Linked DNA regions of Homo sapiens: region 2 is linked to region 1. The links are chromatin loops, found by intact Hi-C in ENCODE. Cell type or tissue: mammary epithelial cell. All regions are shown on one strand. Links, peaks and the distances in the headings refer to the core of each region. The heading gives the core; the rest is flanking DNA.

Region 1 (6,838 bases), core at 789-5,788:
CTCCTGGGCTCAAGTGATCACCTGCCTCAGTCTCACAAAGTTCTGGGATTATAGGCGTGCAGCATACCATGTGCCCAGCCTGGCCCTTTAATTTTTAGCAAAGATGTCATGAAGATTCAACTGGGAAAGGATGATCTTTTCAGCAAATGGTGCTGTAACAAATAGATATCCATATATACCCTCCCACTAAAAGGAAAAAGTTAACTTCAGTCCTTTATCTCACATCAGTTACAAAAATAAGCTCAAAATGTACTATCATAGCCGGACACGGTGGCTCATGGCTGTAATCCCGGCACTTTGGGAGGCTGAGGTGGGCGGATCACTTGAGGCCAGGAGTTCGAGACCAGCCTGGCCAACATGGTGAAACCCTGTCTCTACTAAAAATATGAAAATCAGCCAGGCGTAGTGGCGCATGTCTGTAGTCTCAGTTACTTGGGAGGTGGAGGTAGGAGAATCCGAGAGGCGGAGGTTGCACTGAGCTGAGATTGTGCCACTGTACTCCAGCCTAGGCAAAAGAGAGAGACTCTGTCTCAAAAACAAACAAACAAACAAACAAAAAACAAAAAAACTATCAAAATTAAAAACTTTTGCTATTCAAAAAATAGTTAAGGAAATAAAAAGGCGTGCCACAGACTAGAAGAAAATATTTGCAAAAACACACACCTGATGAATTTGTAGCCAGAACATATAATGAGCTCTTAGAACACAATTAAAAAAACAACCCAATTAAAAATGACCAAAAATGTGAACAGATATTTCACCAAAGAAATGTCAAATAAACACACGAAAAGACACTCAACATCATGTCATTAGGGAAATGCAAGCTGAAACCATAATGAACCACCTACCAGAATGACTAAAATTATAAGACTGACGATACCAATTGTTGGTGAGGATTTAGCAGCATAAAGTCAGCTGTTTGTTTTTTTGTTGTTGTTTTTCTTTTATAAACAGCCCTTTAAAACTATAAAAACCACTCTTGGCTCTCTGTCATATAAAAACAAGCCTCTGCTGACCAAATGGCCCAGTTTCTACAACTTATAAATTGCAAAGAGAAAAGAAGGGAAAGGAGATATATGAATTTGAAACTCAAAGAACATAAGAACCAACAACAAGGTACTCACCTCATTTGCATCCTTATTTAAAGAAACTACTTTAAAAATTATTTAAGAAACACTTTGAACATGAATATATATTTGAGAGATTAAGGAACTACTTTTTAAAACTTTTTCAAGTGAGATAATGACATTGTCCTTCTGGTTTAAAAAAAAATCCATATATTTTAGAGATGTATACTGAAGTATTTAAAGATGACATAACATGCCACCTAGGATTTGCTTCAAAATAAGACAAGAGGTAAGACGGGCAGTGTGCTGGTATAGATAAAACAAAACTGGCCATGAGTTGAAAATTATTGAAACTGAAGATGAGTACAGGTAGACTTCATTATATGATTCTCCTTACATCTGTATATGATTGAAATCCCCAAATACAGTTTAAAAATGCAATAAAATTTATGTTTTGACTAAATAACTATAAGTAAATACATATTTTATTCATCTGTACCATAACACTTCTGCCTCTGGAGAATAGAATATTATCTGAAAACAGTTTTCAAAATAATGTTGGGAAATGCTTCAAATTTAATATATAAAGATATGTATGAATGATAAGGATACATTTATCTCTTGGTTTTTTCTTTTTTAAAAAAATAATCTTCTGTAAAGTGGGTGTTAGATTTCACAACTACAAGACAAGAACTCAGATTTTAGAACTGGAAACCTAGATTCAGATCCCAGTCTGACACTTAAAGTAGGGTACTACTAAGCACTAAAATCCAGTATCTCATAATTCTCACAAAAATTTTAGGAGGTACACACAATGTACATTCAGGAAGAGGGGACAAGATAAGAATTAATGCTTAAGGACACATTTGTTGAATAGTGCAGTCAGAACTCCAACCTAAGCAGTCTAACTCCAAAACCTGAACTCAATTTTCCAACTGCCAGGTGTAACTATTTGTTAGTTATGAAATCAATTTACTGCATTGCAACCCAGAATTTTTAAGAAAAAGAACAGAATAGACAATAGCAGTGAGCACTTTTCCAAACTTTTGTTTCAGATTACTTGTAAGTATACTGAGTCACTTTGTAGAACACAGAATTACTGAGAATTGCAGCTGAAAAAAAAAAGAGTGACTATGGGTTGATGATTATTATTGCTGGATGACAGTTATATAAGGATTCATTTGGCTTGGTAGTTTTCTGTATGTTAACGTTTTTACATAATTTTTTTTTAATTTTAAAGAGGCTATCTGGAGGAATTCTATAAGGTCTCATTTCCAAGTTTACACCTCAGTCACTAACAGCAGACCCAGCTTCCCCAAGTCTCATCTATCACTGTACAGATTCTCACTTACTATATTGCTCTGTACATAACCTCACATATCCTAATCTGTTCCAATACTGCATTCTTCCTCTCCCTTCCAAATTATTCCATTCTACTGCCTAAAATTCCTGCTCAGTGATTAACATCTTGCTATTGTCAGATGCAGATTAAAACCTGGCTGGCTCCCTGAAAAAGACTCCCTGTGGTGTCTCAACTGGAACTTATTTAATTCCCCTCATAGCTTGGGACCTGGTAGTAGGGTTAGTATCTTCTCCAAGTATGTCTCTGGGGCAAGTCTCTACTTTGGCCATAATGCTCTGGGCTCAGTGATTCTTTCATAATACCTAAAAGGTATTATGAAATTCTGTGGAGGCATTTTGGTCACCTTGATGACTGAGGGATATTACTGGTTATGGAGCAGAAACCTGGAATGCTACCCACATTGCAATTTGAAAACACAGTTCCGGTAAGAAAGAAAAGACCTACACCTTGTTTAACTGGAGAATGTAATGTTGAGTCAGCCAGCAGGTGAAAAATAAGTTTATAATTATCTGAGCCCAACCACTTACCTATAAAAACAAAGCAGGAGAAGTACAGGATTTGTAAATGTATACAAAGATTTTTCCAGAAGACGGCTATCCTGAAAATCCAGGAAATATGTTGTTTATAATCTTATTTTTAAAAATTGCTTGCCATTTTGGAAAATGTCATTAACTGTAAAACTATTCATATTTGTGTCACCAATAAAGCATAATTTTATCTGTCCAAAAAAAGTTTGAAAGCCACTGCTATGTTCTGATAGTTTTATGACTTTGCTTGGGGCAACAGATTGCACCATCACAATATTATCATCACCACAGTATTTCACACTCCTGTTATTACAAAACATGGTGTATGTTGCACATATTCAATAAATGTTTGCTGAACTAAATACTAGGGTGTTTGGTAGAGACTAGACTGACTGGACTGTATTACAAAGACATTGTGGCTAAACAGGAATTGGGACATGAAGTCATAAATACAAAAAAAATCAGCCAATCATAGTATTTCTTGAACAAATGAGATAAAACATGCTGCTTTTGAAAGACTAACCTTACAGTGATATATATGTTAAATATGGAAATAAACTTGACTTAGAAATCTTAAAGGCAATAGTTTCCTACTACTAACATTTCTATTACTACAGCTCAAAGATTTTAATATAGAAATTTAATAAGTTCATAGACTAAATAACAAAAAGATTCATCTCATGGCAGCTTTTTCCTATCAATTTTATAAAACAGAATTCCACAAAACTCAGTTCAGAAAAAGCAATCAATATACCATTTGCCTCTATTAAACAAAAACTGTATTAACACGTTTAAATGTTTCTAATATATGGAGAAGAGTATAACTTTTACTTATATTAATAACAACTCTTGAACAGTAGGGGTAAACCTAAGCACATAAGGCAATCATCATTCACAGCTACTATTTATCTAAAACTATGCATACTAACTAAACAAGAAAATACAATGTTAAAAATTTCAACATAAAACATAAGAACTGTTCAAATTAATTTTTAATAAGTGCTCAAGCCAAAGTTTTGATACTTTGATAGCTTAAATTGTGATCTACTATCTAGTTCTTGAAAGAATTCAACTAGATATTGTTTCACATTCCTTTCTCTACTTTCCCATTTGCTCTTTCTCATAAGTAGTAAGTCTTACAAATGAATGCAATAGTTTATTCATTTTTAAGTAGAAAATATTTACAACCGTTCGTAAAATCCTTTACATAATACTGACATTCCTTATAATGCTTGTTCCTTCGATTTTCAGAATCCTTAAAAAAATTTTATCTCATTTTCTTCTATCCAAATATGCCTGTAGACACAACATATGTACATCTTAAGAATCCACACAAATTTCTTAGGTGTTTTAATTTTTGAACAAATTTTTGCAAAGTATAAACACTCCTCAACAAGGCTCTAATAAGGAAAATATGACAACTTTTAAATTACGAATCAGAATGAGAAAAATAACTACAATAGAACTAAAATGAAATACAGATTTTAAACAGCCAAGTAAGTTCAACTGCATTTATGTACAATAAATTATATAAATGTAGTTCAAAAACTGTGACTGCCCACTACATCTAAAAAATAATCAGGTAAGCAATCTTTGCAAAGCTTCTTGGGGAAAGAATTAGAGCTCCCTAAAAGGGGGATGGGCAGGGCAGTCTATTTGGGATCACACAATTACAAACCATGTGTGTGGATTAAGTGCCTGTGCTTTCCAAAATGAGTTACTATAACCATGAAAGGTATTAGGGAAATTAAAATAGATTCCACTCATTTTCTTCAGGGAGACCATGTCAATCCTATCAGTAATGCCACTTCTTTAATCCGCCTCCTTCTCTGGTAATACCCTTTTCATCTACCATTAGTCCTTCTTTTATCTAGCATATACCATTCTGTCATCACTCGACCTCTGCCCTAGCTTTACCTCACCTTCCATCCCTGGCTCCTAAGCCAAAAGTTACTGTGAGATGATTAAACAACAACAACAACATTGAACATTAAAAAAAAAAAAAAAAGATAAATTGAAATAAGGTCAAATTATTAAGTATCTCTATGTGAAAAGAACTGGGCATAATAAACAAATGACGTCTTCTAACTGGATAGCAGAAAGAAACGTATTAATCTATGTTATAATGAACATAGATTAATATGCTACGGTCTGCTACATACACACCAACACTCACACACATACAACATACCTCTAAACTAGAAAGCTTGGGAACTGAGTAAATTTAAAACGTACAAATTTTCAAAACTATTAACATCTTAAAAAAAAGAAAAAAGAAAAATCATTCTTAATCTTAACCAACTATTATCACTGTGGTAAACATCTTTCTATGAGAACTAGTTCTTTTTTAAATTCAAATAGTTGTGGATATCCCATTTTGAAGTGTACTTACATCATCTCTTGTAACAAAAATTTTAGTAGCTGCATAGTATTATATCAGCTTATGAATACAACGTGATTTGTTCAATCCTGTCTGTGTCATGAGACATACAAGTTAAATAGCCTTTCACGTAAATTTTTGTGTGTATCTCTAATTTTTATGGCTCTTTAAACATACTGTCATTCTTCAGAGTACAGCTTTTGGGTTTCAAAAAAAAAAAAATACTGCCAATATTGCCCCAGAAAGCTTGTGTAAGATTGGTCTCACCCTTATTTTTTCAACTCTCACCAAATATATTAGGCAAATAGGGGTTTCACTGAATCCTAATTAATAGGATAAACTTTTGTCATATTTTTATTGGCTTTATATATTTATGTATCTTCATTTTCTTCACTGATGTTGTCTGTCAATTTCATTTCTTAGTACTTCTAAAAGCAGTATATAACAAGAATGGTAATCTTTGTCCAACATATTGTTAATGTCTTTTTCTAGTTTACCTTTTAATTCTGTTTAATTTCCCTTTTGCAATTTCTCCCTGTGGTTCTATAAAAGAAAGTTTTTCCCACTCCAAGATCTAATCAACACATATTTTCTTATTTTTACTATCTCATTTTTAACTTAACTAATCTCATATTTAATTTGTTGTGTAGTGAAGTTGGACTCTACTGGTTTCTACTTTGATAACAGCCAATTGTTTCAACTATGTACACAGAATACAGAATTGCAACAACGGCAGTGGGTTGTATGAATAATGGCTCCGACTGGAGTACAGCATTCCCTCAGCCCCACTCAGGGTTCATACCCAGGGACTCTAGATCTATTGCCTCCCTATCAAGTCCAAATGCTATCATTATATTTGGGGTGTGTGTGTGTGTGTGTGTGTGTGTGTGTATTATATATAAACATATATACATATATTTTTTGAGATGGAGTCATATATATATATATATATATATATATATATATATTTTTTTTTTTTTTTTTTTTTTTTTTTTTTTTTTGAGATGGAGTCTTACTCTGTCGCCCAGGCTGGAGTGCAGTGGCATGATCTCAGCTCACTGCAACCTCCACCTCCTGGATTCAAGAGATTCTCCTGCCTCAGCCTCCTGAGTAGCTGGGGTTACAGGCGCATGCCACCACGCACAGCTAATTTTTGTATTTTTAGTAGAGACAGGGTTTCACCATGTTGGTCAGGCTGGTCTCGAACACCTGACCCCGTGATCTGCCCGCCTCAGCCTCCCACAGTGCTGGATAGGTGTGACAGGCGTGAGCCACCTCACCCTATTTTTAGCTTTCAATACTGTTTCACCAATTTATCTACATAAAAGCCATATTATTTTTATCATTATAAGTTAATAATATCTAGTAATACCAGTTCTCTTTCTTATTATTCACTTTTAAAATTTTCTTGGCTTCTCCCAGCCAACATATTTTCCTAGTAAAATACTTATGTCAATACATTTTACTTAATGTATAAATTATGTGGAGAGTTATGGCTAGG
Region 2 (6,838 bases), core at 1,192-6,191, 100 kb after region 1:
TCCAAAAGTCAAGTACTGCAGGTTCTCATTTATAAGTGGTAGCTAAATAATGTGTACACATGAACATAAAGGAAAGAATAATAGACACTGAAGACTCAGAAGAGGAGGAGGGCGGGGGAGGGGAGATGGAGGTGAGGAATGAGAAATTACTTCATAGGTACAATGTATATTATTTGGGTGATAGTTACACTAAAAGCTCAAACTTCGCCACTGCTCAATATATCCGTGTATTAAAACTGCACTCATACCCCTTAAATTTATAGAAATAAAAAATTACTTAAAATACATAAATAAAAAATAAAATTTAAAAATCCAAGTATAAAGTGGACAAAATAAATTTTACCAGAGCGAATATACAGATATCAAAAAGCATATACAAAGATGTTTAACATCATTAGATATTAGGGAATTCAAATTAAAACCACAATGCATAATACTACACACCTATGAGAATGACTAAAATTTTTTTAAAATTTAAAAAATTAGTGAAAACACCAAATTCTGGTGAGGATGCAAAAAAAAACTATCACTCCTACATTGCCATTGGGAATACAAAATGATACACCTACTCTGGAAAATAGTTTCTTTTAGAACTAAACATGTGAAGGTACCAAGAACATACATTGGGAAAGAACAATAAATGGTGCTTGGAAACTGGATATTTATATGAAGAAGGAGAAAATTAAACCCCTATCTCATATTATATACAAAAATCAAATCTAAATTGAATAGAAACTTAAATGTAAGACCTGAAACTATGAACCTACTATAAGATAACATTAGGAAAATTATCTAGGTCATTGATTTGTGCAAAGATTTCTTGAGTAAGATCGCAAAAGCACAGGCAACTAAAGCAAAAAATGGACAAATGGGATCACAGCAGAGGAAACAATCAACAAAGTGAAAAGACAACCCACAGCATGGGAGAAAATATTTGCCAACTACCTATCTGACATGGGATTAATAACCAGAATATATAAGGAGCTCAGACGTCTCAACAGAAAAAATTCAAATTGAAAATGGGTGAAAGATATGAATAGACATTTCTCAAAAGAAGACATACAGATGGCCGACAGGTATATTACAAAATGCTCAACATCACCAATCATCAGAGAACTGCAAATCAAAACTATGAGATACTATCTCAGTCCAGTTAAAATGACTTTTATAAAAAAGGCAATAACGGATGCTAGGGCAGATAGGGAGAAAGTGGAACCCTCCAACACTGTTGGTGGGAATGTAAATTAGCACAGTCACTATGGAGAACAGTATGGAGACCTCTCAAACAACTAAAAATATAACTACCCAATGATCCAGCAATCCTACTGCTGGGTATAGGATCCATATAAAAGGAAATCAGTATATTGAAGAAGTATCTGCACTCCCATGTTTATTGCAGCACTATTATTCACAGTAGCCAAGATAGGGAATCAACCTAAGTATCCATCGATGGATAAATGGACAAAGAAAATGTGGTACATATATCTACAATAGAAAATTATTCAGCCACAAAAAAGAACGAAATTCTGTTGTTTGCAACAATATGGATGGAACTGTAAGGCATTACGTTAAGTGAAATAAGCCAGGCGCAGCAAGACAAATATCACATTTTCTCACTCATATGTGGGAGCTAAATGTGTTGATCTCATGAAGATACAGGGTAGAATGATCATTACCAGAGGCTAGGAAGGATACCAGAGGCTAGGAAGGATACCAGAGGTGGGGAAAGGGGGATAAAGAGGAATTGGTTAGTGGGTACAAAAATATAGATAGAAGGAATCAGATATAATGTTTGGTAGCACAATAAGGTGACCATAGTTAACAAAAATTTATTGTATATTTCACAATAGCAGAGTGGAATTGGGATGTCCCTAACACAAAGAAATGATAAATGTTCAAGAAATGTTCAAGATGATGATACCCCAGTTACCCTGATTTGATCATTACACATTTAATGCTTATATCAAAATATTACTTCTACCCTATAAATATGTGCAACTATTATGTATCCATAAAAATTAAAAATAAGAAAAAACTAAACATGCAACTACACAGTGACCCAGCAATTGCACTCCTGGGCATTTATCCTAGAGAAATAAAAATTTATATTCACATGAAAAGGTGTACACAAATATTTATAGCAGCTTTATTTATAAGAGTCAAAAATTGGAGGGCCATATGCGGTAGGCGGATTTCTTGAGCTCAGAAGTTAAAAACCAGCTTGGGCAACATGGTGAAACCTCATTTCTATAAAAAAAAAAAAAATACAAAAATTGGCCAAGTGTGGTGGTGCACGCCTGTGGTCCCAACTACTCAGGAGGCTGAGGTAGAAGGATAGCTTGAGCTCCATAGGCAGAGGTTGCAGTGAGCTGAGATTGTGCCACTGCACTCCAGCCTGGACAACAGAGTGAGACCTTGTCTCAAAAACAAACAAGCAAGCAAACACCTGGAAACAATTTAGATGTCCTTCAATCCTTCAATGGGTGAATGCTTAAAAATCTGTGACACAGGCCGAGTGTGGTGGCTCACGCCTGTAATCTCAGCACTTTGGGAGGCCGAGGCGGGCGGATCACCTGAGGTCAGGAGTTCAAGACCAACTTGACCAACATGGAGAAACTCCATCTCTACTAAAAATACAAAATTAGCCGGGCGTGGTGGTGCATGCCTGTAATCCCAGCTACTCGGGAGTCTGAGGCAGGAGAATCACTTGAACCCAGAAGGTGGAGGTTGTGGTGAGCCAAGATCGCACCATTGCACGCCAGCCTGGGCAACAAGAGCGAAACTCTGCCTCCAAAAAAAAAATCTGTGACATATCCATACCATGAACTACTCCTCAGCAATAAAAAGGAATGCATTATTAATACATGCAGCAACCTGAATGAATCTTCAGAGAATTATGCTTAATGAAAAAATAAATCCTGAAAGCTTACATACATACGATTCCATTTATATAACATTCTTGAAATAACAAAAATCGTAGAAATGGAGAACAAATTAGAGGTTTCCAGGGGCTAAGTAAAGAGTCAAGGTAGGAGTAAAATGTGTGCAGCTATAAATGGGAAACAGAGATTCTTGTGGTGTTGGAATTGTTCTGTATCTTGACTGTATTGATGTGAATATCCTAGTTGTGATATTATACTATAATTTTGCAAAATGTTCCCATTAGAGGAAACTGGGTAAATTTTACATGGGATTTCTGCTTGGTTTTCTTTTTTCTTTTTTTTCTTTCTTTTTTTTTTTTTTACAACTGCAAGTGAATCTCAAAGGAGACTTTTAGAAAACTATTAAATTACCCATCCTTAGTTTACTATTTATTTGTAAAATGGAGAAAATAATAGCTGTACTATATCCTGGAATTGGGCCGCTAAAGTTGGAAAATGCTTAAGAACTTGGACATAGTGCTACATACTTGGATTTACAGACTTCTGGATCACAGAGTTGTTAGTAATTTTCTATTTCATTGGTATCCAAATTATTTTTTTTTCTGGACCACAGGTTGGACACTGAGGAGACTGGTGGGAAGCAGAGCAAAAGGTGCTTCTCATACCTTCTTCTCTTTCCAACATCCAACCACGCTTCCCTCCCTTCTCAGTCTTGCTTTCATCTGTTTTCCATATTAGAATTCTGAGGGATTTTGTAGAAGAAAAGAGGCTTTTACTTACATTTTGAAACCAACTCATCTAGTCCCAATCTTTCACTTTACTGATCAGGAGATAGAAACCAGAGAGGTTTAGTGACTACTCAAGACACTGAGGTAGTTGGTGGTGAAGCTGAGAACAGAACAAGGACTATTGACCCTCACTCCAGTGTTTTTTCCACTAAATCATGGTGACTTGTATTTAGATTGCTTTCTCAATACTTTTGTCAACAATCAAATAGCAACACCATTTATTGTTGTCTAGAGGCATAACTTTGTGCAGTAATTCTTAAGTATATGGGTAGAATTTTTAAGCATTTTGGTAGTCATGGTATGGGATATTGTTCAAGGAGTGCCTTAAACATAGGTACATTTATTGTACATATCGGAAAAGCTTATTGGTGCCACCTAGTGGTTTGAGTGGCAGGTATCGGTAGCAATTAAGAAGACATTTCAATGCCCCACCCCACTTTTGTTTATGCTTTATCAATAGGTATACTAAAAGTCATCGCCAACTACCTCAGCCGCTTTTTTTTCTGTAACATTTTAGGTGAAAAATGCTTTTCAGAATACAAAAGAAGAGACTTGGTTTTGGGTTAGCTGTAATTTATCTCTACTAATTAAAAACTTTCTCCTTAATAGAGTAAATTATTTAGATAAATTATTTTCAAACTCAAATTACCTGCTAATTACTGTTCATTCTTAAATCAGAAAAACAGACACTTAGCACAGATCCTTAGGATTCCTGTAAAATGAACAGTTGGGTTCAGTAGGTGCTTAGAAGTACTAAATTTTTTTTAAATTCTGATTCAGATTTTTTACTAAATCAGGTATTTTTCTGTGTTTAAAAAAAATCTTGTGACCATATAAAGACTTGTCATAAGGGCTACAATTAGAATTAAGTACTCAATTTAATCATTAGAAGGTTTTAACCATGTGAGGTTTTCTAATGAGCATATATTTCTTTCAATGAAAACTTACACTGAACAGATACAATCCTTGTCCTAACATCAAAGCAATTGTCTGCAGACCAAACCCATCAGTACAACTATCGAATACCTAAAACACTTAATTACATCTTTATTCTCACCATACAATTTTTTTCTCTTATGAGGGGTCATGAAAGGAGTGAATCATGAAATAATTTGTTTGCCCAAGGTGTTATTAACTTTAGAAATTGCTGGTCTTCTGGGCTGGCCCACTTATCAAAGCCATTTTCAGAACAATTATGACAATGATGACTAAATACTTAAGTAGACAAAAGATGTTTGGCGGACAAGGAAAAGGGATGTTGTTAACTGGTCTGTAAAAGGAACCTGAATAAACCCAAGAATTGTAGGGTACAAAGGTGACCACTGAGAGGAATGGGATCAGTGACAGGAATAGAACAGAAAACGGTTTTAAGAAAAAATGGCCAGGAGTGGTGGCTCATACCTGTAATCCCAGCACTTTAGGAGGCTGAGGTGGGCAGATCACTTGAGGTCAGGAGTTTGAGACCAGCCTGGCCAACATGGTGAAACCCCATCTCTACTAAAAATACAAAAACTAGCTGGGCATGGTGGCGGGTGCCTGTAATCCCAGCTACTCAGGAGGCTGAGGCAGGAGAATCACTTGAGCCTGGGAGGCAGAGGTTGCAGTGAGCCGAGAGGTTGCAGTCAGCCAGCCTGGGTGACAGAGCAAGGCTCTGTCTCAAAAAAAAAAAAAAAAAAAAAAGAAAAAGAAAGAAGAAAAACATGAAATATCACCATCACCACCAGAAAAGAGAAAAAGGTCTGAGATAATACTTAACAGGACTGAAAAAGTTTAACTAATGGGAGGAATTTGGAAAACATATTTAAGTGTCCATTTAAAACTCTCAACCTGTGCAAATTATGCTTTCAGGTGTTTGAGACTTTTTTTTTTCTTTCTTTTTTTTTTTTTTTTTTTTTTGAGACAGAGTCTCACTCTGTAGCCCAGGCTCTGGAGTGCAGTGGCATAATCACAGCTCACTGCAGCCTTGATCTCCTGTGCTTAAGCCATCCTCCGACGTCAGCCTCCTGAGTACCTTGCACCACAGGCGCATACCATCACACCCAGCTAATTTTTGTATTTTATGTAGAGATGGGGTTTCACCATGTTGCCTGGGCTGGTGTCCCAATTCCTGGGCTCAAGCAATCCTCTTGCTTCAACCTCCCAAAGTGGCCTGAGCCACTGTGCCTGGCTACATTTATTTTAATAATTGAGAAATTTTAAACCATTGACTAGATTCATATTTTCAGACTAACAATTCAAAAAGATTTACTAAGAAAACATGATGCAAATGTAGTCCACTTTCAAGGGCAAGGATCAGACATGAAGTTTGTGGGTAGCAGTCATCACTTATGTCAGAAAATACTCAAAGAAAATCTGAACATTGGAACACCCTCAGAATTCTTTAGTTCAGTGGTTTAGATTGAATGTTGAAGACGTGGGAGAAAACGGCACGTTTTGAAGGAAAAGTACATGAGAACTTTGGTGTTGACTTGAAATTACATGAAGTAGAATGGGTATGAAGTAAGATATTGTTCAGCTCCTGGCTTCATTGCTCATGCCTTAAGCTCATGAATTCAATTTCTTCCTCTTACCCCAGTCAACTGAAAAACCAGACTGCCTCTTATGGTTGTTGTGAGGATTAAATGATATACTGTGCATAAAGTGCTTATCAATGCTTGGCACATAGTAAGGTATCAAGAAATGTTAATTTCTTTTTTTATTTATAACTAAACATACCAGATAATATTTAGCAAAGCAATCAGCAAAGCCTTCAAAGTTCTTTCCCACAGTTTTTTGGTTTCACTGGTTGCGTAGACTTGCAATGGCAAAAAGTCACAAGTTTTTCACAATACTCACATAAAATTCTTAATACCCAAAAAATCTATTATCACACATAATTATAACAAGTAGATTTTGTGCCTAGTGACACATATTTTTAAATTTTTGAATAATACAAGTTGGAAAACTAACATGTTCCATTTTGACTTGAGGTTGCAAATTTCTTAGTCTGGAGCCAACATGGAACTTCTTAAAGAATAAGGCAATAATAAGCATGTAGGCTACAAAAAGAACACTTTTATTTTTAGGATCAGTATCAAATAAATGTGAAATATTGGTGATTTCTTTTTTCTTTGTCTCTCTTTTTTTTTTTTTAGATGGAGTCTTGCTCTGTTGCCAGGCTGGAGTGCA

What was found. Peaks named below come from ENCODE experiments on the same cell type or tissue, not always from the same donor. Only the 100,000 strongest peaks of a DNase experiment are listed, where the experiment ranks them.
Region 2: it touches region 1 in a loop (2.2-fold over the local background); 1 of 110 quality-filtered maps calls a loop at or near these places.

What each region holds. Positions count from the first base shown.
Region 1 is chr12:79,632,593-79,639,430 of GRCh38, forward strand. All of the region lies in intron 2 of PAWR (pro-apoptotic WT1 regulator), which reads right to left. Among named protein-coding and RNA genes, the nearest start is that of PPP1R12A-AS2, 54 kb to the right of the region's middle. In mammary epithelial cell, for the core only: no CTCF peak of the experiment used is centred there; DNase peaks (open chromatin) are centred at 2,789 and 3,249; H3K27ac peaks cover 2,106 bases.
Region 2 is chr12:79,734,270-79,741,107 of GRCh38, forward strand. All of the region lies in intron 4 of PPP1R12A-AS2 (PPP1R12A antisense RNA 2), which reads left to right. Among named protein-coding and RNA genes, the nearest start is that of PAWR, 47 kb to the left of the region's middle. In mammary epithelial cell, for the core only: a CTCF peak has its summit at 4,043 (motif pointing left); a DNase peak (open chromatin) is centred at 4,042.